Linked DNA regions of Homo sapiens: region 1 is linked to region 2. Evidence: read pairs that join two places in POLR2A ChIA-PET (ENCODE). Cell type or tissue: Panc1. All regions are shown on one strand. Each heading gives the region's core, and the rest is flanking DNA. Links, peaks and the distances in the headings are about the cores only.

Evidence for each region. Peaks named below come from ENCODE experiments on the same cell type or tissue, not always from the same donor. Only the 100,000 strongest peaks of a DNase experiment are listed, where the experiment ranks them.
Region 1: POLR2A ChIA-PET joins it to region 2 with 6 read pairs; 1 of 35 experiments calls an interaction of 5 or more read pairs at or near these places.

What each region holds. Positions count from the first base shown.
Region 1 is chr1:15,327,268-15,341,823 of GRCh38, reverse strand. It overlaps FHAD1 (forkhead associated phosphopeptide binding domain 1), which reads right to left. Exons shown (of 34, transcript NM_001391957.1): 13 at 13,395-13,547; 14 at 12,283-12,478; 15 at 2,273-2,343; 16 at 1-88. FHAD1-AS1 (FHAD1 antisense RNA 1) reads left to right here. Exons shown (of 2, transcript NR_148919.1): 2 at 12,144-14,556. LOC124903851 (a long non-coding RNA gene) reads left to right here and starts at 898. Exons shown (of 3, transcript XR_007065480.1): 1 at 898-1,444; 2 at 2,861-3,028; 3 at 3,371-7,300. In Panc1, for the core only: no CTCF peak of the experiment used is centred there; DNase peaks (open chromatin) are centred at 1,253 and 3,913; H3K4me3 peaks cover 71 bases; H3K27ac peaks cover 1,708 bases.
Region 2 is chr1:15,896,852-15,911,836 of GRCh38, reverse strand. SPEN (spen family transcriptional repressor) reads right to left here. Exons shown (of 15, transcript NM_015001.3): 4 at 2,356-2,516; 5 at 536-736. LOC124904815 (small nucleolar RNA U13) reads right to left here and starts at 940; the gene lies at 840-940. RefSeq lists a silencer at 4,057-4,257. In Panc1, for the core only: no CTCF peak of the experiment used is centred there; a DNase peak (open chromatin) is centred at 8,776; H3K27ac peaks cover 1,719 bases.

The sequences.
Region 1 (14,556 bases), core at 1-8,000, 570 kb after region 2:
CGTTCAGCTTCTCCTTCTCTGCCAGATGCTCCCGCAGCTTTTCCTGCAGTAAAGACTGCTGAGTTTCCTGAGAACTGTTGAACTTGATCTGAAATGTGAGAAAAGTAAACCGATGCTGATGGGGGACAGGCCTAACTAAAGAGTCTTTCCCCATTTGTTTACCAATTGTTTACCTTTCTGGGTACAAAGGTTTACCCAAAAGTTTCTTAAAATCACAGAACACTACAGCATGCTGTGGTTAAGAATTCAGACTCTGGATCTAGAAAGAATCCCAGCTCTAGTTGTTTCTAGATGCTTCCTCATTTAGAAAATGAAGTTAATAACAGTATTGATCTTTTAGAGTTGTGAGGATTAAGTGAGATAATGATGGAAAGCTTTTAGCACAGTGCTGAGCACATAGTAGGTGTTCAGTAAGTGGTAGGTGGGTGTGAGGAAAAAAAGCAGTCATGTAGGAGCCAGGACGCTTGAACATTTGTCTTGATTCTTCACCCATTAGCTGTGTGACACTGAAATTGTCCTTATCTGAAAAATAAGGAGAAGGGACTAGACCAGGGGTTGACAAACTACAGCCCACAGGCCAAATCGGGCCCACTGCATACTTTTGTAAATAAGGTGGTGTTTTTGTTTTGTTTTGTTTTTTTTGAGATGGTGTCTTGCTCTGTCGCCCAGGCTGCAGTGCAGGGGCACAATCTTGGTTCCCCGCAACCTCTGCCTCCCGGGTTCAAGTGATTCTCCTGCCTCAGCCTCCTGAGTGGCTGAGATTACAGGTGCCCACCACCACACCTGGCTAATTTTGGTATTTTTAGTAGAGATGGGGTTTTACCATGTTGGCCAGGCTGGTCTCGAACTCCTGACCTCAGGTGATCCACCCGCCTCAGCCTCCCAAAGCGCTGGGATTACAGGCATGAGCCACCGTGCCCGCCGTAAATAAAGTTTTATTGGAACAGTGCCATGCTTATCATGTCCATTGCTTACATATTGTCTATGGCTACTTTCATTTTACCATAGCAGAGTGGAAGAGGTATGAATATGGTCTGCAAAGCATAAAATATTTACCATCTGGCCCTTTACAGAGAAAGTTGCCAATCCCTGGACTCAAGCCTCTGTGGCTGATTGGCATGGTGGTCCCTTCTTTACCCCACTCTATCCATGTCTAGGGCTATGTAACTTGCAGTGCCCGCCCATATTTTGCCTCCAGACACTGAACTCAGCCATGTGACTTGTTCTGGCCAATGGGATCTTAGCAGACATAACACAAGCAGAAGGTTGAAAAACACTATGTGATTGGGCCACTTTCTTTTATACCTCGTAGTCTCCATGAGAACAGCCTAGGCTTGCTTGCTGGGGGATGAGAGACACAGGGAGCTGAGTCACTCCAGCTGAGGCCAGTCTAGATCAACCAAAGGCCAGCTAACACCCAGACAAGTGGGTGGGCCCATCCAAGGTCAGCAGAGCCGCCTTGCCACTGACCCCAGACACGTGAGGAGTAAATAGCAATTGCTGAATGCCGCTGAAGTTTTGTGGTTGTTTATTATATAATACTATTATGGCAATAGCTATCAGAATGATATAACCCGTAAAGCTCATTTGCCTCTAGAATATTTCTTTTCTTTTAGTAATTCTGCTGCCTGTGCTATAGATAGCTGTACTTTGTCCACTGGATTTAGTAAACACAGTTTTCAAAATCTGATGGCATTAAGGCTGGTGCAGTGGCTCACGCCTGTAATCCCAGCACTTTGGGAAGCTGAGGTGGGTGGATCACTTGAGGTCAGGAGTTCAAGACCAGCCTGGCCAACATAATGAAACCCTGTCTCTACTAAAAATACAAAAATTAGCAACACATGGTGGCAGGCGCCTGTAATCCCAGCTACTCAGAAAGCTGAAGCAGGAGAATCACTTGAACCCGGGAGGCAGAGGTTGCAATGAGCCGAGATTGCACCACTGTACTCCAGTCTGGGCAACAGAGCGAGACTCAAAAAAAAAAAATCTGATGGCATTAAGTCTTCTGGGCCTTTGACAGAGGAAAACAAACAGTGTGGTTGGCCCAGGAGGCCAGAGGGCAGCACCCTGTCATTGTCCTTACCCTCCTGGGAGATCTTAGCCAACCTTTTCTGTACCTCTTTGTGTGCAAATGAAGAAATCATTTCACCTATTGGAGGGTGTGGACTGGACTAGCTGATAAAGAAAAAACAGGTTTCAAATGCACAGTGCTATATAAATGCCAACCAGGGGCCGAAATGAACTTTGGAAAAAAAGAAATTAAAAGAATTACCTGAAGTTCCTGGGCCTGGCTCATAAGTTTTTTATAATGTTCCAGAAGATATATCAGATACAAAGAGAACCCTTAAAAAAAGAGAAGCAGGAAGAATGTAAGTATCAATTCAACTCCAAAGCTTGCAGACAGGTGGATGAAAGCAACGTTGCCATCCCATCAAAACAACGTGAGCTGCCATCCAACCTGTGGTTTTAAAGTAGTTGATAAGCAGCCGGGCACGGTGGCTTAGGCTGGGCATGGAGGTTCACACCTGTAACCCCAGCACTTTGGGAGGCTGAGATGGGCAGATCACCTGAGGTCAGGAGCTCGAGACTAGCCTGGCTGGCCAGCGTGATAAAACCCCATCTCCACTAAAAATACAAAAACTAGCTGGGTGTGGTGGCGCATGTTTGTAATTCCAGCTACTTGGGAGGCTGAGGCATGAGAATCGCTTGAAACTGGAAGGCAGAGGTTGCAGTGAGCCCAGATTGTGCCACTGCATTCCCGCTCAGGTGACAGAGCGAGACTCAGTCTCAAAAAAATAAAAATAAAAATAAAGTAGTTGATAAGCCTTGGTTGAGCTCACATCCAACTTTCTTTTTGGAGGTGGAAAACAACCCATCAACAGAACACCTATTTACTGTCTACTGTGTGTGAAGCATGGTGCTGAGTGTGGGGGATGGTCTAAAGCCAAGACCTCCAGGGGCTTACAGTTCAGTCCGAAAGACAAGGTGTAAATGCCTGCTGGAAACATGCAGTGACCCCAGGTGGCATGTGAGTGACTGCTGAAGGAGAGGGGAGGGTGAGGGTGTCAGAGGAGGGGGAGATCATTCACCTGGAGTGAGCGAGTAAGACCACTTGGTTGAAGAACTACTGGGTGTGGATGCTGTTGGGTGGGCAGAATTCAGAGAGCCGGGGGAGGGCGCTTCAGAACAGGGGTGCGCGGGGCTGAATGATGACCCCCTACGATTCCAGGTCCGAATCCCTGGAACCTGTGGGTGTGACCGTACAGGGCAAAAAGAGCTTGGCAAATACGATTAAGTTAAGGATTTCGAGATGGGGTGTTATCCTGGATTATCTGGGTGGACCCAATGTCATCACATGGCTTCTTATAAGGAGACAGACGGAGGCTTGACCACAGACAGAGGGGAAGGTGATGTGATGGAAGCAGAGACTGGAAGATGCCACATCGCTGGCTTTGAAGATGGAGGAAGGGGCCATGAGCCAAGGAATGCAAGGAATGAAGCTCTAGAGGCTGAAGAAGGCCAGGAAACGGATACTGCTCTAGAGCCTCCGGAAGGAACTTTAGCCCAGTGAAACTGAATTAATCCTGAATGCTAAGAGAATAATGTGTTGTTTTAAGCCAGTCTCTTGTGGTCATTTGTTACAATAGTCACAGGAAGCCACAGTTTCACACCGGGATGTGGGGGTGGTGGGGGTGGGATTTGGAAAAGGCAGTGCTCCTCCCGGGAAGTGCTGAGCTTACTTGGGCTGGAGTAGATGATGGGAGAGGGAGGAGCAGACAGTGGAGGAGGCATGGAAGGGTGAGGTCAAGCCGTGACACTCCTGAAACCGTCGGCTTGAGAGAGGAAACTTGATTTAAACATGACTGAAATGTGCCCAGTGGGTCCCCAATTTATAGATGAGGCAGTGGCGTTCTGAGACGCAGGCCTGCCCAACGCCACACAGCAGGCCAGTGGTTGAGCCAAGACTAATTGGTGTGACTCGAGGTCTGAGTCACTCCTATTCCAGCGGCTGACAGAACAGTGAAGTGGCCTGATGAAGAGCGTTGTTTTTTTTTTTAAAGAAAAATAGCTGGGCTGCATTCGAGAGGCTGGAGCTGGCAGGGTTTCTTTGCTGGAGCACTGCTGCTATGTCGGGCCGTATTGCTGGTATTGCACTGCTGATATTGTCAAGTCTTTGCTGTTGGGGCTGTCTTAGGCATTGTGGGATGGTTAGTAGCATTCCTGGTCTCTACCCACTGGATGCCAGGGGCACCCCTACTCACCCCACCCCAGTTTTGACAACCAAAAATGTCGCCAGACGATCCTGGATGTTGCCTGTGATAAGCTCCCCTCCTCTGAGTGAGAGGCAGGGAGCTCCGCTAAGGGCCCGAGAGACGCCCAGGTATTCAGTGCTGATCCTCTAACTGAGGGTGGGAGAAGTGAGGATGAGAGGGAAGAAAGGGAAAGCCTTTTAAAGGGGTAGAATGGTGGCCTCGTCATCAGACGGGAGAGAGACAGGTTGGGGTTGCGGTGGGGTGTGGCAGGGAGAGAGAAGGAGCCCCCAGGCTGTTTCAGACATGCTGAATTTGAGGCACTGGCAGGACTCTGGGGAGGGAGGGTCAGCAGAGAGCCGGACATGCCAATCGGTAATGCCGGCCCAGCCCAGCCCATCCAGGGTCCTTGTGTGAATGAAGAAAGAGGCCCCCTTCCTCCTGGTGGCCATGGCCCCTGGCCAGGGACCCCACCTACTGCCTTGGCTGGACTCCCTGCACCACTTTCCTGGCAGCCCCTCCTGCAGAGGCGTCCGTGTGGAAAACACATAGGAGTGGCTGGGGAAGCCCGGAAGTGCAGAGTTTCTTCATGAGAAAGGAGATGGGGTGGACCAAGGGCTGACTGCACAGGAGAAAACACCCTCGTTAGGGATAGGAGTTGGTGAAGGGGGCTGCTGGGAATGAATGGAAAAGATCAGGAGGGAAGCAGAGCGCCTAAAGGGTTTCAAAAAAGAGAATGAAGAGCGTTGGGCAGGTCAGAGACACAGTCCCCGAGAGGGTGGTGGCCTAGTCAGTGCTGCAGGGGGCCCGTGTCAGTTACTTGGCAGAAAGGCCAAGAAGCTGGCAATGAAGACCGAGGGTGCAACACGCTTCTTAAAGATCACAGGTGAAGACAGGAGTAAGAGCAATTGAAAAGGAGCGAAAGAAGCGATGGATTCCAGAGAAGAATGATTTTTTTCAGGATGGTACAGCCATCTTGAAGTGCCCCTTTGATGGCAAAGGGAAGGAACTAAGAGGAAAAGAAAGGCCGCTGACGCCAAAGAAAGAAGAATTTGTGCACAAGGTCCCTGGGAAGGAGAGGAAAGGGGAGACAGGGCAGGGTACGTGCTGCATGTAGGAGGAAGACCTAGTGGGGATAATGGAGGGAAGGAATAAAAGGTGGGCCAAGAGAGAAAAAGGAAGTGAGGAGAACATGTTCTTGTGTGGGGCAATGCACCATTCGGAGGATTTCCAGCACAGAAGCGTGAGAACAGCAATATTATAATAATAGCAGACCTGGTGCGTGCCAGTGCTATGCCAAGAGTTTGATACGTTTTTCTAATCATTATAAACAACCTGGTAAGGAAGTATGTTCATATTTATAGGTGAAACGACAGAAGCTCCCCAAGGTTAAGCTACAGAGCTGGTAAGTGTTAGAATCAGAATTCAGACCTAGATCTGTCAATCTCTTTTCAAAGGGTTTGGAGGCTTGAGAGTACAGGGTTGGGTTGGTGCGTTGGAGAGGTGCATTGCAAGGATACCAAGATGGCGGAGGAGGTGAGATGGCCGGGCTGACATTGGCTTGGCCCACTGGACCTGGTGAATACAGGGATTTGTGGAGGCTCTGTTGGGATGAGTCTGGGATTTTGCTCGGCTGCAACGTGTGACCCAGGAATCAAAGGGGAAGGATGAAATCATGGTTGGGATCTGAGGAGGACTAAGGGGAGAGGTAGCTGAGGATGCTGAAGGGGAGGCCAGTATTTGATCACATTTCTATTTCTAGATTAGATGACTAACTGTAATCATAATGGGGATTTTGCTCTTTGGGGGAAGGAACAAGTCTTTCTTATACTTCTGTTTACAAAAGTTATAAATGTTGGTTATAAAAACCCAAATGTTACAGAAATTCATAATGTGGGAAGTGTTTGCCACTGCGTCTTCATGTTCTGCACAGTGGCTGGCACACAGGGGCCCTCAATGAACAGTTGTTGAACAACTGAATGGAAGTCAAGGTCCAGTGCAATCCCACCCTGCTGGGATAATACTCCTAACAGTTTGATGTCTTTTTCTCAAGGTTGTTCTTTTGCTCAGATACTGACATTTAAAAAAAAAAAAAGCACACCAAGCATATTGTATTGCAACTTGCTTTCTTTTCAGTTAAAGACACAGTGTATCTTGGATAGTTGAGTGATTTGCCATGCATGCAAGAAGAGTCTTTTATTTGTAACAAAGTCTTGCAGAAATAGACACAAACGACGGAGCTTGCAGAGAAAAATGTAAAAAATCCTTTCCTTCCCTTATCAGAGGAACCCTGAGAAACCAGGCAGGAGGAGTATTCAGCTGACTTTCAAGGTGCCGCCTAAACATTCTTATCCTCCCAGCTGAACCACACAGCAAATCCTCCACCCTTCCGAACACACTGGACCCCAGCAGGCCTCACCTTGTGGGCTGCACGTGACATCTCCCAACAACACCACAAGTCATTTCCCTGACGTTTACCCCGCCTGGATTCCCCTGGGGGATTCGTTTCAGGATTTCCATCCTAGTTTGTGACGCGTGTTTTATCTCTTAGGAGGATGTTCTAAAAGGCAGGTAGCCTGGTGGTCAAGAGCAGGGAGTTTGAGGTTGGAGGGGCGTGGACTGAGTTGCAGCTTGGCCACTTGGCAGCCGGGACCCGAGGCCCACTGTCAGATTCTAAGGAGGAGGCCTCTAGAAAGGGCTCTTGGCTTCAACCCAACTGAGGGCTTAGGGCTAAAGAAACCCCATTTGCTGCTAAATGGAGACAGGGCAGAGGCTCCAGAGGATGTTACCTGGGTGCAAGTAAACCAGGCTATGCGGTCCACATGCCTACCTGCCTGGTGGCTACCCATGTTTAGGTCAGATGAAGTCAACCAGTATTTGAGGCTGACGATGACAGCAGCCCCCACCGATTACGAGCTAACTGTGACCAGCACTGCCATGCATGTATCCCATCACTCAGTCCTCATATGCCGCTAGGAGACTGGATGGCCATTTCACGAGCAAGTAAATGGAGGCGCAGCCACGTCACGTAACTGCCCACACAGCTAGTAGGTGCACAGCTGAAATTCAAGCCTTGGCAGTGGTACCCAGAGTCCCAGCTTGGAACATCACTGTGATACAAATGGGGCTTTCTGTGGTTATGGCTCAGGGTAGGAATCAGATGCGGTTTAGCTTAGGGAAAGACAACTCTTAGCTCTGTCACTGCCTGAGCCGATGACAGCACCCATTCTCTAGGGACTGGGCATGTGCCTGGTACATTGCTGCATTGTCAGAGGAAGTGTGTATGTGTGCAGGGGGTGGGGGTGAAGGGGCAGGGGGTCATAGGGAAGACACAGGTGTTAGGGTCACAAAGACCTCAGTTTGAGTCTTAACCCTAATGTACCAGCTGTGTGACTCTGGGCAACTTTTTAACGTTACTGTGTCTCAGTTTCTTTACTTTTCAAATGAAGGCTGGGCGCAGTGGCTCACGCTGGTAATACCAGCACTTTGGGAGTTGAGTGGGTTGATTGAGCCCAGGAATTTGAGACCAGTTTGGGCAACATGACGAAACCGCGTCTCTACAAAAAACACAAAAATTAGGTGGCGTGGTGGCACACGCCTGTAGTCCCAGCTACTTGGGAGGCTGAGGTGGAAGGATCGCTTGAGCCTGGGAGATGGAGATTGCAATGAGCTGAAATCATGCCACTGCACTCCAGTCTGGGCAACAACGCAAGACTTTTACTCAAAAAAAAAAAAAAAAAAAAAAAAAAGATAAATAAAATAAAGATGGTAATCATACCTGCCTCACTGGGTAGGTGGGAGGATAAAAGTACACAATGCGTGTGAAACACCGAACACAGTGCTAAATCCCCAGGAGGAGCTAAACAACCCATGCTTTCTACCCTTCTCTTAGGAGCTAGAAACGCAGGCAGCTCCTGGGAGTGTGCAGGATGGCGATGAATAGACTGGGGACTCCCTGTCAGCCTCTGTAACATGAAGTGCCTCAAATCACCTTATCCTGGTGGAGTAATGAGAAAACCAGCTTTGAGCCAGTTTCCTCATTTCTAAAATGAGGAAAATGGGCAAATTATTAACTCATAGAATTACTGTGAGGATGAAATGAGATCATGTGTATAAAATGCTGAGAACCGTATCTAGAATATAAGTCCTCAGTGATGAATGACTATCATCGTCACCATAATCACCATCATCACCATCATCATCGCCCTCCTCCTTCCTCCTCTTCCCTCCTCCTCCCCATCCTTCCTCCTCATCTTCCTCTTCCCGCTCCTCCTTCTGGATTAGCTCTGGGCTAGGAATTAGGTACAAGAGTAGAGAATATGGGGCATACGCTAGCTTACCCTTTTCTTTTAGTCTTTTGGGCGCTTGACGTAATATTGCTTGTATTAGAAGAGAAAATGCCTTTTACCATCAACTTCCTCTTCTGCTGAGTGGACAAAAGATGGGCCCTGCTTACTGAACTTTCTGTTATTCTCTATTCTTTTTTTCCTGAGTTCTTAGAACCAACTAGTTGTAATCACAGAATATGTAGCCAGCAGACCACCGTTTCCCCAATGACTGTTCCATGGAACATTATTCCAAGAGGTTAGTTGGGGGCGGGGCAAGGGCATCAAGAAAGGAGACCAGTAGTTTGGAAATACTGTTTTCTTTATCCCCTTCTTGTTGACCCAGGGTGCGTGTTAACAAGGGAGGGATTCTGCAGAAACCTGCTTAATGTTGTTCAAATCTCACGACTCCATGAAGTCAGGAGAAGAAAATGGCTGGTCTGAGGAATGCTTGCCTAAAATCAGTCTTTCTTAGCCCTGCTGGAATTACTGGCCTGAAAGCTTAACTTTACAATCCGTGTTTATTTATTTTTAGACAAGGTCTCACTATCACACAGGCTGCAGTGCAGTGGAGTAATCATAGCTCACTGCAGCCTTGAAATCTTAGCCTCAAGGGATTCTCCTGGCTCAGCCTCATGAGTAGCTGGGACTACAGGCCTGTGCCACCATGCCTGGCTAATTTATTATTATTTTTTAAATTTTTTGGAGATGAGGGGTTTCACGATGTTGCCCAGGTTGGTCTTGAACTTCAAGCCTTAAATGATCCTCCTGCCTCAGCCTCTTATGTTGATGGGATCACAGGCATGAGCCACTACACCTGGCAACAACCCACATTTCTTAACAATAATATATGACTAGATTTATAGACTTAGTCTAGATGACTAAAATGGTCTTGGGAGTGGGAAGGGGACAGTGCACACGTAGCTTGGCTCTATTATTGCCAGGATGGAGATCATGGTCTTTGTTTTAGTTCCAGTCTTGAAGAACAACGAGAACTCTGCTCCATGTTTTACCTTATTTCAAGTAAGCTCACGACTCTGCCTTGATTGCAAGAACAGTAACGCTCTCTGCTATATGATGAGGGGAAGGTTCCTACATAAAAATTAATGTTGGTTTTGCTTTTGCTTTTTAAGAATGTTACCCCACCTTCTGGATACTTTGGAAGCATCCTGCTGCAGATGTTGAAGTGCCAGGGTTGAAAATCACTTCTCTATTCTTATTCATTGTGGAAAGAATATAAAATTGATGCAGGCTCTCTGGAGGGTGATTTGGCAAGAAGGAGTAGCAACAAGCTTCAAAATGTTGGAGTTCCTTAAGGTGCGGCCCTGTGCTCTTTCCCTTCTCTCTCGTTACTTTCATGTAGGTCATGAGCTTACATGACATCAGGCAAAACATGGAGCAAAGTTCTCTGGCTGTTCTTCAAGACTGAAGAATAAATAATCTTCCTAACTGATACCATTCATATCTATGGCTTTAATCTTCCTTCCTTCCTGCCTGCTTGCCTGCTTGCCTGCCTTCCTGCCTTCCCTCCTGCCTTCCTTCCTGCCTTCCCTCCTGCCTTCCTTCCTGCCTTCCCTCCTGCCTTCCCTCCTGCCTTCCTTCCTGCCTTCCTGTCTTCTATCCATCCATTCATCCACCCACAGACCCACCCACCCTTCTATCCACCCACCCTTCCTCCCATCCATCCACCCACCCACCCACACTTCCATCCATCCTTTCATCCATCCATCCATCCATCCATCCATCCATCCATCCATCCATCAATCCACCCACCCACCCACTCACCCTTCCATCCATTCTTTCTTCCACCCGTCCGTCCATCCATCCATCCACCCACCCACCAATGCTTCCATCCATCCTTTCTTCCATCCGTCCGTCCATCCATCCATCTGCACTTCCTTCCATCCATCCCTCCAACCCACAGATATGTATTAGGCCCCCGCTGTGTGGCACATGCTCTCTGGGTGCTGAGGATACATCATTATTACCTATCCCCAGACAAGACACCTGGGGAAACAGCTGTCTCTTGGGCATCTCATCTTAGATGTCTCACAGGCACCTCACACTCCTCTTCCCCCTCAAACCTGGGCCTCATCCTGCATTCCTTGCTCTGAGTTTTAGCAAAGAAATCACATCCGTCTTTTACACACACCAGAAACCTAGAGGTCTTGTTGACTCTCTGTCACTTTCCTTCCAACCATCCAGTCCTACCACTGAGGCCTGTTGATTTACCTCTTACTCGCCCCTGAATCTTCTTTCTCCATCCCCACCCTGCCCTAGGGTGGCCTTGTCATCTCTTACGGCAGCCCGCCAAGTGGCTCCTGGGGCACCATGCTGCCCACCCTCCAGGACGTTGTCCACTTGCCACCAAGATGATTGTCTCAGAATGCAAGCCTGTCCAGCTCCTTACTTAAGGCCTTTCACAGGCTTCTCTCTGCCCTTAGAATAAAGCTTCTTATCAGGGCCCTGCGAGACCCCACATGCATGGCCCTGGGAAGCTCCCATTTCTGTTAGCCCCTTGTGCTCTCCATGCTCCCCTGCCACCACGCTGCTCCTGTACTCAGAATGCTCTCTCCCCTTTCTTTGGCAACAACTCCGATGCATCCTGCAGATGCCCTGCTCTCCCTGACCAGATCGAACCCTGCACTTCATAGCAATTGTCACCACTCAACTTTCATGTTTGTTCGAGTGATTTTCCCATTAATGCCCACCTCATCCTTCCCCCTGAGACCATAAGCTCTTGGAGGGCCTGTTTTTTTCCCCAGTATTTTATTATAAAAAATTTCAAATGTATGGACATATTGGAAGAATTTTACAGTGAACCATATACCCATGACCTGATTCTACCTGTTCCTGACCCCGTTACGTCTCTGCCCTGCACAACATGTGGCCTCTGGTAAGCATGCATGCAATCACTATTTGTTGAAAGAAAGTGATTCATACCTCTCCACCTCTAGGAGAATAAAGATAATATGAGCAGGTATGTGTGCAACAATGTTCATCCCAGCATGATTTATGAGTGTGAAAAACTGGAAATCACCTAAGTGCCCATGATAGGGGATTGTCTAAAACAATGGCACATCCTACACAATGGAATCAGTAACTGCCGTCGGTAACAGCGATGATGTAGGTCTGTGTCTACTGACATGGATGACGTACCATTAGGAATAAACCAAAGAAAATCGAGGGTAACGTGACACTATTTTTTTGTCAAATTAAAAGTCAATAAACATTCAGTAATGCCTATTGTGTGCCAGGTACTATTCCAAGTACTTTCCATATATTCATGCATTTTAATGATCACAACAGCCCTAAAGGGTGGGTACTCCCTATTAGCCTCATTTTACAGATAGGGAAACTGAGGCATAGACAGGGTAAGTCACTTGCCTGGAATCACGCGGTTATTTCCATGGGAAAATGCCTTGGAGGTTAAACAGCGTAATTAGACTTTGCATAATTTCGATTTAATTTTCCTTTTGCCTCTGTTTTGTTTCATTTTTCTTCAGTTATCGTGTCTCACTTGTATGTGTGTGTTTTTTTTTTTAATGGAAAATTACGCCTCAAGCAGAGAAGCAGGGGGTTCTGGAGAAGGGAATAGACTTGGCCAGATACCCAGGAAGACTTCCTCAACAGATGTCCCATCATGCTGAGATTCAACGCGACATTTTAGAGTCATGCAACCATGTGAGAAAAAAAGTCCCAGTAACCTTTGTTGGGGCTGGAGGGCAGGATCCCGAGGTCCCGGAGGAGCTGCTCCACCTCCTCCAGCCAGGACAGCGCGTGCCTCAGGACGTCCAGCACCACCTTCTGGAGCCCCGAGACAGGTGGGCTCACCTGGAGGTGCTGAAGAAGGTCGACCTCCTTCTTCAGGTCATGGCTGCAACAGGATATTTTCATGCAAGCCTGCAAAGAGGTGAGATCATGAGGAGCCCAGGCCCTGTGGCCAGAAATAGCCCCTGACGTGACCTTCGAGGAACAGCGTTCTTGACTCTGCCACGAAGCAGGCAGCGCCACGTATTGGCCGCCTTGGGAGGACTCAGTTTTTTTCTTTTTTAAAATTTTTATGTTTTGACAGGTTTTTTTTTAATACTCTAATTTGGACTTTTGATGGTCAAAGCGAACCCCCTTTTAGGTCTATGAAACCCCAGAGCCAAAGTACCATCAACAGTTTGGCTGCAATGAGAAGCAAATGTGGCTACTTCTTTTTTCCATTCGTCAGAATTCCTGCCAAGATCAACACACAAGCTGGTCGGAAAGCGTGGTTTCCTGATTTGAAAGAGTGCTGACAAGCCAGCATTTGCACAAACTCCCCAAACAGGAGCTGCTGATTTCCAGAGAAAGCAGAAGCCACCGCCTGCTCTGATAAGCCATGTCCCAGGGTGGGGGCCGCAGGGCTGTGGCCAAGTCCTCCCGTCCCTGCTCCTCCAGAGTCAAAAGCAACGGTGTGGAAACCGCCTTTTGTGGCTGGGCCAAAACAAGAAAATGCAAATAAAAAGCAGGAATGTTTCTTTGGTTTCTCTGGAAATAACATAGGGGCTATGAAAACAATTTCTTTTTGGCTGGGGATGCGGGCCGCTCAAAGTCAGTAATTGAAGATGCTCAGGCATCTTTTTTGGACACGCCAAGTTCTCCCGGGAGGCATTTTTTTAGGCCCTTTGTTTTTTCTTCTCCAACAAGTTTCTCCAACAAGAGGAAAAAGTGGATAGAAAAGCCAAGCATTTCTGCCCAACTTGCTCCAAAAAAGCTGGGCAATTTCCCAAATAAGCCGCACAAAAATTAGACAAAGAGACCATTTGTGGAAAGCGTAAGGAGGGGCCACCTGGCAGCTGTCCAGCGACGTCCTCAGCTTCTCGATGTTCTCGGTGGTCTCCTCCTGCTTGGAGTTGCTCAGCTGGGTCTCTTTCTGGAGGGTCCACTTTTTCTGCTGAAAATTGATGTTGTCCTCAGTGACCTGGGTAATTTTCTCTATTAACTGGTGAGAAAAAGAAAAAGGAAAAAAAAAAAAAAGATGTAACATACAGGGGTGGGGGGCCCTGAGGGAAGGGGAATGGGAGAGGGGAGAGATGCAACTTAAGTCCCTGTCTAAGCACGGGAGGACAGAGGTCCTGATATGTCTTGGTGATGGCTGTCAAGGGGGACGTTGGTCCTGTCACCAGGGAATGAGTCCCAGAATCAGAGATTCTCTTTTCTTTTTTCTTTTCTTTTTTTTTTTTTTGCGACGGAGTTTCACTCTTGTTGCCCAGGCTGGAGTGCAATGGTTTGATCTCGGCTCACCGCAACCTCCGCCTCCTGGGTTCAAGCGATTCTCCTGCCTCAGCCTCTGAAGTAGCTGAGATTACAGGCACGCGCCACCATGCCCGGCTAATTTTGTATTTTTAATAGAGATGGGGTTTTACCATGTTGGTCAGGCTGGTTTCGAACTCCCGACCTGAGGTGATCCACCCGCCTCGGCCTCTCAAAGTGCTGGCATTACAGGCATGAGCCACCACTCCTTGCCGATCAGAGATTATTTTTATGATCCAAAGGCCTGTCTTGTGGCCCTGAGTTTGTTCCAGATTCTTCTGTGTTGTATAGGGATTCAGAACACTGAGCCTGATATTATGGGCTCATAAGCAGCAGGTCAGGTTCTCCCACACCCACTGAGAGCAGCCCACGGCACATTTTCCCATCTGTGCTTTGACACAGGGGGCTAGAAAGTGTAGTGGAAGAACAGCAAGGCAATCATTACAGCCAGACATCCACCCTCACTGCCACTGTCAACTTTTCTCCTCTGAAGGAACGCGCCAGAACGCACTGGCTGTGGGGAGGCGGCTCCCTTTCTCCCAGTGCTAATGGAGGCGAAACATGCATGTCTGGAGACCAGAAGTAAGCCCGAATGGTTTAATTTGATTTTCACAGACACATTTCAAGGGAGTTTTAACTGGCTTTTACTTTAAAAGCCAGGAAATCCCATAAAATCAAAACAAATCTTTATGGTGTAG
Region 2 (14,985 bases), core at 4,116-12,115:
GGCGTGCGCCACCACGCCCAGCTAATTTTTGTATTTCTAGTAGAAACAGGGTTTCACCATGTTGGCCAGGCTGGTCTTGAACTCCTGACCTCAGATGATCCACCCACCTCAGCCTCCCAAAGTGCTGGGATTACAGGCATGAGCCACTGCGCCCAACCAGAAGTAGTTTCCTTTCCAATTCAAGGTAATTCTGTTGTCACACTCCTAGGAGCTACCTCCTAGTTTTGATAAATTCAATCCTTTTGGGAAGGCTGGACTCAATAAGGGTCTACACAGTTCTGCCTTTCAGACTCTTAACAGTCAGCAAGGCTCCATTACAGCAACAGAAAAATCTATCCTCCCTAACCAAAACAATGTTTTTTATTAAGTTGAACAATAAATAGAACCATCTTTTAAAACAGAAGACAATGGAAATATGTCAATAAATAAAGCCAGAATAGTGTCCTCATTCAGGATCATATGCTGCCCTCTCATACACTGCAACACAAACAGTGTGTGTGATGAGTAACTCAAACTCAGCTTGCTTGTGTCTTACCTGGACCTATCCATGCTGTTACTTCAATCTGCATGCCAAAGAAAAGTTTTCCTTTTGATGCAGTCAAGGCTTTTTCTTGGTCCTCTTGCTGCCGAAAGAATACCAGACCATACCTCTCTTCTGAAGTTCCATGTATCTGCACTGAAGTTACTTTTCCAAATTTCTTAAATTCATGGAAAAGGCCATCTTTAAGGCTTGTATCTAAATTCCCAAAAAAAACCAAGTTATTAATTCTTCTAATTTAATTATAACTAAATAAGCAACCTACTAAATCTTTAGCCTGATTTTCTCATTTTTTTGTTCATGTCAGACAGGTAATATACTAATGTCATAACAAGGTCTGAGGGAGGCACACCTCACACAGCATGAAAACCCAATCATCATGCTTATGAACCACAAAAGGATCTAGCTTGAGATTTGACTTAAATTTTATTGTCATTAAAACATTACTTTTTCAAACAAAAAAGCTCTAAAAACACGGTTTCGAGATTATTGTACAATTCTGAAAATAAACTGTTAGATGATAGTATTGGTTATTTTGTTAGGTAAGAATGATACTGTGGTTATCCAGAAAAATGCCCTTATATATTATAGATATATACATAAATATACGTGTGTAAATAGGTATGAAATAAAACAACATCAAGGATTCACCTTAAAGGTAAAAAAAAAAACAAAAAACAGTAGGAAAGCAGGAAGACAGGAAACAGATAAAGCAAAAATGCAAAATGATGATTTCTGAATCTTGGATATTATATAAGGGGAGTTCATTTTGCTATTCCTTCTACTTTGGGGTAGGTTTCATAATAAAACTTTTACATGTCTGTTTATAAAGTGTTAAAGACTTGAAATGGAAAGGCATCGTCTATCTTTCCAAGGATCATCTCAATGATAAAATTGTGTGAGAAGTGTCATGTAGCATGCTAAACAATTTTAGTATCCTTTACAGATGAATCATACCATCTGGGGGTCTTGTGTTAATTTGCTTTATTAGAAATATAAAAGGTGTATAGAAAGGCAAGCCAATTTTACTCCCTTGTCCATTTCTAAATTACCAAGTACTCTAAATCAAAAGCTCATCAACATTAGTATCTCAATAACTCTATTCACAAACCTGATACATAAGTTTTTAGGCTATTTTAGTAAATAATTTTTTTTTTTTTTTTTTTTTTTTTTTAGAGACAGAGTCTCGCTCTGTCGCCCAGGCTGGAGTGCAGTGGCCTGACCTCAGCTCACTGCAAACTCCGCCTCCTGGGTTCACGCCATTCTCCTGCCTCAGCCTCCCGAGTAGCTGGGACTACAGACGCCCGCCACCACGCCCAGCTAATTTTTGTATTTTTAGTAGAGACGGGGTTTCACCATGTTAGCCAGGATGGTCTCGATCTCCTGACCTCGTGATCCGCCCGCCTCGGCCTCCCAAAGTGCTGGGATTACAGGCATGAGCCACCGCGCCTGGCCCCTATTTTAGTAAATAATTTAAGCAATCACTGAAATACACTTAGCTAAAAAATACTTAATTTGGTCTTTGTTGGCATGACTATCTACTAATAGTTTTAACTTGTTTACATGCTCAACATGACCAATGTAGGAGTAACAGTATATTACGGTCAGCTGTCAATTAAAAATATTACCAGTAGAGACCACAGAATAGCTTAAGCAGACTTTTCCATTATTCATGGCTTTCCTCATTTAAAACGTTAATATTTCGAAATGGGTTTTCCATTATAATTTTATGCCCAAAGTTATTTCAATGTAATGCAGTATCATACCTCATTCCTCAGTAGTAGCACAGAGGAAAGGACATTCACACAAAATTTTACCTGTAGAGCGTACTGGAAGATTCTGGACCTTGATGCCAAAACTTTTACGGGGCTCATCTTTTTCCAGAGATGAAAGCAACTGGGAAGTGGGTGCAGGGACTGCTGCAGACTGAACTGATCGAGCTGGAGAATCATCACTTGAACTACTGCTGGAATCACTGCTGCAAAAAGGCAACAACAACAAACTTTAGTGAAAAGACAAACAGAAAATGAGCAGCATTAGAAAACTTCTTAAAATAACTAATAGGTCTAAATTTTCAGACTGGAATTTCTGGAGGCCCTGCATTCTACACATCTATCTCGTACTCTACCTTCAGAGGTGGCAGAAGACAATAAATATGCAGGAGCACAAAAGTATAATCTTCATTTACCACCACATACCACCAATGCAAGTGTTGCATTCTATTAATAACTTGAACTTTTTTTTTTCAAATGAAGTAAGACTAGTGAATTCAATTCACTTAGTGTAATAATAATAATAGTGCGTATATGGGTTTGGGATTCAGAGGTCTAGATTCAAATCTTGGATCAGACATATAGCACATGTCCGTGGACAAATCACTTAACACCTTTGAAATGGGTTTCCTATCATAATTTTATGCCTAAAGTTACCACATGGAACACAGGACTATCAGCCAACATAATGAAACTAAATGAAAATAGTATTTCTAAAATTGCATCATACCCAATTTCCCCCAATATCAAGTGTGTAAAATGAAAATAATTATAATAGTACCTATATCACAGGGTTAAGAATTAAATAAAACAGATGGGGCTCAGTGGCTCACGCCTGTAATGCCAGCACTTTAGGAGGCCAAGGCGGGTGAGGTCAAGAAACTGAGATCATCCTGGCCAACATGGTGAAAACCCGTCTCTACTAAAAATATAAAAATTAGCTGGGTGTGGTGGCGTGCGCCTGCAGTCCCAGCCACTCGGGAGGCTGAGGCAGGAGAATGGCGTGAACCTGGGAGGCAGACGTTGCAGTGAGCCAAGATCGCATCACTGCACTCCCGCCTGGGTGACAGAGCAAGACTCCATCTTAGAAAAAAAAAAAGAATTAAAGAAACGCAAAAGTTTAGAGAGTTTGGAATATGACAGGTATCCAATAAATAAAACAGGGCCGGGTGTGGTGGCTCACACCTATAATCCCAGCACTTTGGGAGGCAGAAGTGGCAGGATCGCTCGAAGCCAGGAGTTTGAGACCAGCCTGGGTAACAGAGTCAGGCCTTGTCTTTAAAACAAACAAAACAAACAAATAAATAAATAAATGAAGCAGCACTGCTCAGTTACTGTTAGTAGTAGTAGTAGTAGCACTACTACCTCATGGGTAATTTTTAGGAAAACAATACCCAAAATAATTTTCCAGGTAGGTGCAATTTTTAAATTACTGAAGGACTAATGAATAAATATTATGTAAGTTACTAGATCATGTTACTTTAGGCTTTCTTCACTGTGATAACATGGAAAGGTGAGAGTTAATGAAACTAATCTCTTCAGTTTAATAAAATCCTCAAACAGAAAGAGAGTCAACTGAAGGACAAGAAGGAAATGCTACTTACACAGTCAAATTAAGAAAAAAATACATTTAAATAAGTTTATTATGCCTTACTTCTCTATGCAAGTTCATAGAAAAAAACTTTATTATGCCTAAGAACTATGTGAGAAACATAAAATTCTCTTTTCAGTACTGGACATGCAAGACTTTTGTGGCTTGCTTTTATGGCATTCTCAAATAGGTTAATAAAAAGTTATTTACAGATTTTGCTATCTTTCTGAAATTTTGCTTCATATTCTCCCCCATGTTATAGAGGCCTCACTTTTCAAGCAAATCATTTTGAGTGGTGAATCCATCTTAAGCACACTAGCTACAGGAAAAGACCCAGGGTAGTTTCTGTCTTTGCACTAGAACTACAGCTCTCATATTCAGGACAATCACTAATCCATTCAGACAAATGAGTCCAAGTTTAGGTTGAAAAAAATTTGCTACAGACCTTTTTTTTTCTTTTGAGACACAGTCTCGCTCTGTTGTCCAGGCTGGAGTGCAGTGGTGCGATCGTGGCTCACTGCAACCTCCACCTCTTGGGTTCAAGTGATTCTCGTGCCTCCCGAGTAGCTGGGATTACAGGCACGCACCACCATGCCCAGCTATTTTTTATATTTTTAGTGGAGACAGGGTTTCACCATGTTGCCCAGGTTGGTCTCAAACTCCTGACCTCAAGTGATCCGCCCACCTCAGCCTCCCAATGTGCTGGGAATACAGGCATGAGCCAACACATCCAGCCGCTACAGCATTTTTTTAAAACTAAATAAGTTCTATGTTTTCTTATAGAAAACTAAAGATGTTTCTAGAAAACTAATAATTTACACACCATTTTTAGCTCTCACATGTTAAAGCAATAGATGAAAACTTGACTGGGTGCAGTGGCTTAGTTCCTGTAATCCCACTACTTTGAGGCAGGAGGACTGCTTGAGGCCAGGAGTTCAAAACCAGCCTGGTCAACATAGCAACACCCCATCCCCTACAAAAGAAAAATTAAAAAATTAGCTGGGCATGGTGGCACGTACCTGTAATCCCAGCTACTGGGGAGGCTGAGGCAGAGGATCACGAGCCTAGGAGTTTGAGGTTGCAGTGAGCCATGGTCATACCACTACACTCCAGCCTAGGCAACAGAGAGAGACTCTGTCTCAAAAAAAAAAAAAAAAAAAAAGATGAAAACATGCCGAGTGCAGTGGCTCACGACCGTAATCCCAGCACTCTGGGAGGCCAAGGCAGGTGAATCACTTGCGGCCAGGAGTTCGAGGCTAGCCTGGCCAACATGGTGAAACCTCATCTCTACTAGAAATACAAAAATTAGCCAGGCTTGGTGGCACATGACGTGCCTGTAATCCAAGCTACTCTGGAAGCTGAGGCATGAGAATCACTTGAACCAGGGAGGCAGAAGCTGCATTAAACTCTGATCACACCACTGCACTCCAGCCTGGACAACAGAGCGAGACTGTCTCAAAAAAAAAAAAAAAAAAAAAAAAAGGAAAGAAAGAAAAGAAAAAGAAAGCTTAATAAGGTTATCAGCACTTTCTGATAGTGGTTTGAAATGTAGGAAAATAAACCTCTGTCAGTGCAAACTACTAAGGATAAAGGCCTTGAGATAAAATCATAAGCTGTCATTGCTAGGCCCCTTATCAATGAATTAGGTTTAGCTTTCCCATCTATAAGAAGAAAAAATGTTTGCTGATCATCCAGCAAAAGCAGTGTTACAAGTATTAAGTAAATACTATCCTGAATACGATATTGTCATTGACATTAGGGTTTAATGAAATCAATCTTCTGTTTTTAGCACAGAAGGAAAAAGATACTTGTTATACATGTTAAATACTCCAAGTAATATTAATACAAGATTATTCACAAGGCCACCAGATGACAGTATAGAATATGTTATGTGACTTATCAACTTAGTCAATGGCAATAATCATAAAGTAAACATTAAGGAAAATATTTTAATTACAATACTACCAATATTATATACACCAAATTTCCTTAGCAACAGTGGTTACAGAAGTAAACAATCACGAGCAAAAGCAAAATTTACGGCTATTGAAATCATTAACAAGGGCCGAGCACGGTAGCTCATGCCTGTAATCCCAGCACTTTGGGAGGCTGAGGCAGGCAGATCACGAGGTCAAGAGATCAAGACCATCCTGGCCAACATGGTGAAACCCGGTCTCTACTAAAAATACAAAAAAATTGGCTGGGCATGGTGGCGTGCGTCTGTAGTCCCAGCTACTCGGGAGGCTGAGGCAGGAGAACTGCTTGAACCCGGGAGGTGGAGGTTGCAGTGAGCCAAGATTGCACTACTCCACTCCAGCCTGGGGACAGAGCAAGACTCCATCTCAAAAAAAGAAAAAAGAAATCATTAATAAGGCAACAAAAAGTTCTACACAAGTTTGTATTATAAAAATGAAGGCCAGGCATGGTAGCTAACACCTGTAATCCCAGCACTTTGGGAGGCCAAGGCAGATGGATCACCTGAGGTCAGGAGTTTGAGACCAGCCTGGCCAACATGGTGAAACCCCATCTCTGCTAAAAATACAAAAGTTAGCTGGGCGTGGCAGCTCATGCCTGTAATCCCAGCTACTCAGGAGGCTGAGGCAGGAGAATCGCTTGAACCCGGGAGGCGGAGGTTGCAGTGAGCCGAGATCATGCCATTGCACTCCAGCCTGGGCAACAACAGCAAAACTCCATCTTGAAAAATAAATAAAATAAAATAAAAATAAAAATAAAAATAAAAATGGAGATGGCTGGACGCAGTGGCTCACACCTGTAAGCCCAGCACTTTGGGAGGCTGAAGCAGGTAGATTACCTGAGGTCAGGAGTCTGAGACCAGCCTGGCCAACATGGTGAAATACCATCTGTACTAAAAATAGAAAATTAGCCAGGTGTGGTGGTGTGTGTGTGTAATCCCAGCTACTCCGGAGGCTGAAGCAGGAGAATCACTTGAACCCAAGAGGCAGAGGTCGCAGTGAGCCAAGGTTGCGCCATTGCACTCCAGCCTGGGCAATAAGGGCGAAACTCCGTCTCAAAAAAAAAAAAAAGAGAGAGACAAAGATAATCAATCAATGGTGATAATGCCTTTAAAATAAAGTATAAAAATAATGGCAGAAATCAGATTTATTGTAAACATTTAAACAGATTTATTATAAACATTATCACAGGCCATTATTATAAACATTATTACAGGCACGGTGGCTCATGCCTGTAATCCCAGCACTTTGGGAGGCCGAGTCAGGTGAATCACCTGAGCTCAGAAGTTTGAGACCTCAAAAAAAAAAAAAAAATTATCACACTCTTTTTGGGTGAATCCCCTGCTACCACACCAATTCTGAAACAAGATATAGAATTTAACTTTCAGAATCATCTGCTGAATAATGTGAAGTGGCAACTAGAAGGGGAGACTGGTTTTAAAATTAATTATGAAACAATAAAAATGGTACAAGTTTTTAGTTCACTTTTTTTTTTTTTTTTTTTTTTTTTGAGATGGAGTTTCGCTCTTATTGCCCAGGCTGGAGTGCTGCTCACTGCAACCTCCACCTTCCAGGTTCAAGTGATTCTCCTGCCTCAGCCTCCCAAGTAGTTTGTTGGCCGCCAGGCCCAGGTGATTTTGTATTTTTAGTAGAGACAGGGTTTCACCATGTTGGTGAGGCTGGTCTCGAACTCCTGACCTCAAGTAATCCACCCGCCTTGGCCTCCCAAAGTGCTGGGATTACAGGCATAAGCCACCGCGCTCGGCCTCGAGTTCACATTGTGATATGCTAACCTAAACTACAATGTACCATGGATTTCAAGATCTTGAATCAAAATGAGGGCATGAATGTAGGCCCCTAAATACTTTCAGTCTTACTAAATTGACAGAAGGCCCAAATGCCTGGAATTCTTGTCCATTTTAATTTTTAAAAATTTTTTATGTTCTCAATTTTGTTAGAGCTAAAGAATCACAACAGTTCATCAAAATGCATGATATAGTATTCAGTTGTTTCTTAAAAGCCAAAAATAGTTCATCAGAAGCTAATCTAAGTTGTCTTAAAGAAGTAGTAATAATGGTATATTGACTAATTGTTTTAAGAAAGTGGAATTTACCCAAGCACAACAATATTACATGTTCAATATCAATTAAAAGTATCATTCTAAATAAAGAATTGGAAGCCGGGCACAGTGCATAGTCCCAGCTACTCTGGAGGCTGAGGCAGGAGGATCCCTTGAGCTCAGGAGTTTGAGACCAGCATGCACATGACATGGCAAGACCCCAGTCTTTTCATAAACAACAACAATTTGAGGCCAGGCACAATACTTTGGGAGGCCAAGGCAGGCAGATCACTTGAGCCCAGGAGTTTGAGACCAGCCTGCGCAACAGGACAAAACCCCATCTCTACAAAAAATTAGGCATGGTGGCATGCGCCTGTGGTCCCAGCTCCCTAGGAGTCTAAGGTGGGAGGATTATCTAAGCCCAGGAGGTTGAGGCGTAGTGAGGTGTGATGGTGCCACTGCACTCCAGCCTGGGCTGGAACACAATTTAAAAGAAACCTAGTTCCACTTTTCCTAACCACATTTCCAAAGACAATTAAGGACAAATTATTTCTTATAATTTGTAATTAAGATTATTGAAAAAATGAAGAACCAGATCTGACCAGTATTTCCTTATGAAGAAATATAAGAGTAGGCAACTGGTTACATAACAATTCTTAATAAACGAACAGAATATAGGATGCTAGGATTCTCATAAACCAAATAATGATATCATGCCATCAACTAATCCTATTCCTGCAGCCATTTTACAAACAGAACTACATGAGCATTTGACTCTTACCACTGAAAATGCCAAGGCACTGAGTATGCTATTTATAAGATGACTCAGGGATATATTTGTTAACGTACAAGAGTGACATCCAGTTACTGACTTCTGTATCCCTCTATTATTTGTAAACATTCACTTACGGCAAATATGCATCTATACTGGTTTTTTTTTTAAAGCTGGAAGACTAAAAGACATTTAACCAAATTAAGTTGAGAAACAAAACTCTGGCATAAACCAATATTTTCAGAAAGGAGCGATTAGGGCAATTAGAAAACACTGCAACTAACATAGTTAGAGGGCCCATTTGTCATAACCAGGTATCTCCCTAACCATCAGGTAGCTAATAATTTTTCTCTCCATATAATCAATATATAATTTGGGGTCAAAAGAAAAGATTTTCAATCAGGTTTGGGTGCCCACTGGTCCTTATCTAATTTCTATTAGAATAATCATCTATTTTATTTTAACTTTTATTTATTTTATTTTTTGTAGAGACGGGGTCTTACTTTGTTGCCCAGGCTGATCTCCAATTCCTGGGCTCAAACGACCTTCCCACCTCGGCCTCCAAAAGTGCAGATTATAGGCGTGAGCCACCATTCCTGGCCCATAATCTCTTAAACAGAATGCATCACCACAGCAAGTAATAATACTTCCACATCTCATTTTTTTTATAAGTCCAAATTGTATCTTTCTAGTGCAGCAGTTATCTAAGTGTAAGAGGACCTGTGAGGACCCAAAATCCTTTTAGGAGATCTGTGAGACCTTCCCTATTTCAACTGTGTATCTGTGTGAGGCCAAATTTTCTTCATATACTTCACCCAAAAAACCTTATAATCACAGTTTGAATACAGAATTGGTTATGAGAATCTAACTATCTTACTAAACCAGACGTTTAAAAGATTTTCAGGCCGGGCACAGTGGCTCACGCCTGTAATCCCAGCACTTTGGGAGGCTGAGGCAGGAAGATCACTTGAGGTCAGGAGTTTGAGATCAGCCTGGCCAACATGGCGAAACCCTAACTCTGCTAAAAATACAAATATTAGCGGGGCGTGGTGGCACATGCCTGTAGTCCCAGCTACTTGGGAGGCTAAGGCATGAGAATCGTTTGAACCTGGGAAGTGGAGGTTGCAGCGAGCCGAAATCATGCCACTGCATTCTAGCCTGGGTGACAGAGTAAGACTGTCTCAAAAAAAAAAAAAAAAAAAACTAAATAAATAAGTAAAAAATAAAAGGTTTTCAAAAAATAAAACGTCATTCTCACTAAAATAAAAATTTTAAAGTTTAAATTTCAATACGGCAAATGTCAATAGATACTGTCCACAATAAATGAAAGCCCAATAATTTTAAAATGTAAAGTCAAGCCTAGAAAGTTTTAAAAACAGTTCAGCAGTCTGATGTGACACCATTACCATTTTCAACTCCACCACTTCTGATGTAATCTGAATTTAAGCCTCTTTTGTTGGTGTTTTTTTTTTTTTTTTTTTTGAGATGGAGTCTCACTTTGTCACCCAGGCTGGAGTGCAGTGGCGTGATCTCGGCTCACTGCAACTTCCGATCCCCAGGTTCAAATGATCCCCCCAACTCAGCCTTCTGGGTAGCTGGGACCACAGACCACACGTATGAACCACCACGCCCAGCTATTTTTTTTGTTTGCATTTTTAGTAGAGACAGGGTCTTGCCATGTTGTCTAGGGTGGTCTCGAACTTCTGAGCTCAAGCAATCTGCTGACCTCGGCCTCCTGGCTCATTACAGGCATGAGCCACCACGCCCAGCCTATTTTTTTTTTATTTTTATTTTTTATTTTTTTATTTTTTTTTACCAGACAGAGTCTCTACTCTTTCGCTCAGGCTGGAGTACAGCGGCGCAATCTTGGCTCACTGAAACCCCTGCCTCCCAGGTTCTAGCAATTCTGCTGCCTCAGCCGCCCCTACACCTTTTTTTTTTTTAAGGGACGAGGTATTACTATGTTGCCCAGGCTGGCCTCAAACTCCTGGGCTCAAACGTCCTCCCGTCTCAGTCACCCTAGAAGAAGCTGGAACTACATGCATACACCACCACACCTGACTCAAGCCTCTATTTTTTTTTTACTCCAAAAAATAACAAGGAAATAATCAACTGAGTGACCTGCCAAGACACTTCATTTTGCCTCTCTTAACTTGAATTTCCCTAGCGGTTAGCAGACCTCATGATCTTTCAAGGACCCTACTAGTTTTAGCAGGGTTCTACAACATTTTTGTTGTCACAGTGGGGGTGGGGTGGGGTAGGGTTACTGGCATCTACCAAGTACCCTACAGTGCACAGGAAAGTCCCAACAAAGAGTTCTCTGGTCTCAAATGTGAATAGTGCCAAGACTGAGAAACCCTGGCCTGTATTATTTCTTGGACTGCTTTCCCATCTTTTGAAAAACCAACATGCTAATTTCAAGCTGCAATCCAAACGCAGGATCCTTAACATTGATTATTCTTCCTCATTACTAATGTATCATTTCATAAAAATCTTTGAATTGTAAGAAAAAAATGTAAACTTCTGAAAATCAAACTTCCTCAAGAAGAAGCTGAGATCTAAAACACTCTGGTGTCACTTGATTTTGGACAACCTGATAAAAAGGTAAAGTATAAACAACTTTTTTACAATATTAACTTCACCATTCAAAACCAAGGTCACTACTTTATAGACAAAACCATTTTATAATTTTTAAACAAGTAGTAAGTAAAATATATACAATATTGCTTACTCATACTCTAGTGTAAGGTTTACATCAATGAAAACGATTCCATTCATATTGAAATGGTTTTTACCGCAACAGCTTTCCTTACCGTCAACCTAGGGCCTGAAGGTGGTAGTTTAATATCACAATTAGATTTTTCCTCACCAAAGTACAATGCTCAGAAGAAATTAGAAAAAGGTCTATTTTACACAATAAGGTTAATAGGGTATTTTGCTTTATAATTTTAAGACATTTTTAATTTCGTTTAAAAAGCACACTACAGGCCAGTGGTGGTGGCTCATGCCTGTAATCCCAGCACTTTGGTAGGCCGAGGACGGTGGACCGCCTGAGGTCAGGAGTTCAAGACCACCCTGACCAATATGCTGAAACCCAGTCTCTACTAACAATACAAAAATTAGCCAGGCATGGTGGCATGCAGCTGTAGTCCCAGCTACTCAGGAGGCTGAGGCAGGAGAACTGCTTGAACCTGGGAGGCAGAGGTTGCAGTGAGCCGAGATAGCGCCATTACACTCCAGCCTGGGTGACAGTGACACTCTCTCTCAAAAATAAATAAATAAATAAAATAAAAAAATAAAACAACAACCATAGAAACCACACTACAACTCAACAACAAAAAGCAACCTGATTCAAAACTGGTCAAAGACTTCAAAGACATTTCTCCAAAGATATATAAATGGCAAATAAGCACAAGAAAAAATGCGCAACATCTAATAATTAGGGAAACGCAAATCATAACCATGTGAAACTGGGCTCATACTTGTAGTTGACACTACTTGGGAGCCTGAGGCAGAAGGACAGCATGAGCCCAGGAGTTCGAGTTCAGCATAAACAACACAGGATCTTAAAAAAAAAAAAAAAAAAAAAAAAAACTCTGCCACATGATACATCACTTCACACCCACTAGGATGGCTATTATTAAAAACAAACTGCCGAGCGCAGTGGCTCACGCCTGTAATCCTAGCACTTTGGAAGGGCGAGGCAGGCAGATCACTTGAGCTCAGGAGTTCAAGACCAGCCTGGCCAACATGGCGAAACCCCGTCTCTACAAAAAATTACCAAAAACGATTAGCCAGGCATGGTGGTATGTGCCTGTAGTCCCAGCTACTTGGCGGGGGTGCTGAGTCAGGAAGATGGCTTGAACCTGGGAAGTCAAGGTTGCAGTGGGCCAAAATCGCACCACTACACTGCAGCCTAGATGACAAAGTGAGATCCTGTCTCAAAAAAACAAGCAAACAAAATAACAAATGCAAGGATGTGAAGAAATTGGAACCCTTGTGCATTACTGACGGGAAAGTAAAATGGTACAGCCATGGGGTTCCCCAAACGCTAACTTACCACTGAACCAGCGATTCCACTATGGTTATATACCCAAGAGAAATGAAGACGGGAACTCAACTAGATATTTGTACACTCACATTCATAGCATGTTCAACACCCAAAAGGTGGAAGCAACCCAAGTGTCTATCGACAGATGAGTGAGTCAACAAAATATGGTATACACACAAAATAGAATATTATTCAGCCTTTTAAAGAAAGGAAATTTTGGCTGGGTGCAGTGGCTCACGCCTGTAACCCCAGCACTTTGGGAAGCCAAGGTGGACGGATCACCTGAGATCAGGAATTCAAGACCAGCGTGGCCAACATGGTGAAACCCCATCTCTACTAAAAACACAAAAAAATTAGCCAGGCGGTAGTTGCACATGCCTGTAATCCCAGCTACTCGGGAGGCTGAGGCAGGAGAATCGCTTGAGCCTGGGAGGTGGAGGTTGCAGTGAGCCAAGACTGAGACACTGCACTCTAGCCTGGGCAACAGAGTGAGACTCTGTCTCAAACAAAAAAAAAAAAAAAGAAAAAAAGAAAAAAAAAATTTTGACAAATGCTACATCATGAATGAACCTTGAAGATATTATGCTAAATGAAATAAACCAGCCATACCCAAAAAAGATTGTATGATTCCATTTATAGGAGGTACCTGGAGTAGTCAACTTCATAAAGGCAGAAAGTAGAATGGTGGTTGCCAGGGGCTGGGGGAAAGGGAGAATTGGGAGTTATTATTTAATGGGTATAGAGTTTCAGTTGAGGAAGATGAAAAAGTTCTGGAGATAGATGGTGGTGATGGTTGCAAAATAATGTCAATGTATTTAAGTGCCACTGAACTGAACACTTAAAAGTCGTTAAAATGGTAAATTTTATTTTACACACACACACACACACACACACACACACACACACAAAGATAAATTAAGAAGTAAAATACAAAGTTAGTGGTCACTCTCCTTTGTTCCTTAGAAAAAGATAAGCGATTCCAAACCAGTCAAAGTAAGCTACCTGCTGCTTTTTGCCCACAATGCTCTGCTCAATCAAGGGGTCTCACAGCCTGTCTTTCCCAGGTAAACTTCCTCAGAGATGACATCAGGGCAATGAGTCAGACCTAACTGGTGACTGTGCAACTATTACAAAAGAAACGGGGAAAGCATTGCAGGACTCAACTGTATAAATCATCAATGAAGCCCTTTAGAGCCAAAGTTATTGAAAAGCGATCTAAACTCTTTAAATTTAGGATAGTATTAAGAAAATGCTGTGTTGATACATTAAAAAGCAAAAATGCGGCCAGGTGCAGTGGCTCAAGCCTGTAATCCCAGCACTTTGGGAGGCCGAGGCAGGTGGATCACCTAAGGTCAGGAGTTTGAGACCATCCTGACCAATATGGTGAAACTCCATCTCTACTAAAAAATACAAAAATTAGGCCAGGCGTGGTGGCCCACGCCTGTAATCCCAGCACTTTGAGAGGCCGAGGCGGGGGGATCACCTGAGGTTGGAAGTTTGAAGACCAGCCTGACCAACTTGGAGAAACTCCGCCTCTACTAAAAATACAATATTAGCTGGGTGTGGTGGCTGGTGCCTATAATCCCAGCTACTCAGGATTACAAGCAGGAGAATCGCTTGAACCCAGAAGGCGGAGGTTGCGGTTAGCCGAGACTACGCCACTGCACTCCACCCTGGGCAACAAGAGCGAAACTCCGTCTCAAAAAAAAAAAAAAGAAAGAAAAATTAGCCAGGCATGATGGCGTACGCCTGTAGTCCCAGCTACTCGGGTGGCTGAGACAGGAGAATCGCTTGAACCCAGAAGTGGAGGTTGCAGTGAGCCGAGATTGAACCACTGCACTCCAGCCTGGGCGACAAAGCGAGACTCCATCTCCAAAAAACAAAGTTTTTATTATGTAACCAATATTTTAATTTCAACTTTGTTTGGTCTATCAGATTTCTCCGGTCATCAGAAACTACAAAGATTTCTAACGGGAAAAGAGCTGATATGATAATGATTAACTGAATTAGTAGAGTGAAACTGACAAAGGAAGAAAGCTTTCTCTTACTAGACAAAGCTGGAGGTGGAAAGAGAACCATAACCAACCACCAACACTAATGTTTCTTTTCTTTCACGACAAGGTCTCGCTCTGTCATCCAGGCTGGAGTGCAGAGGTGCACTCATGGCTCACTGCAGCCTCAACCTCCTGGGCTCAAGCAATCCTCCCACCTCAGCCTCCTAAGTAGCTA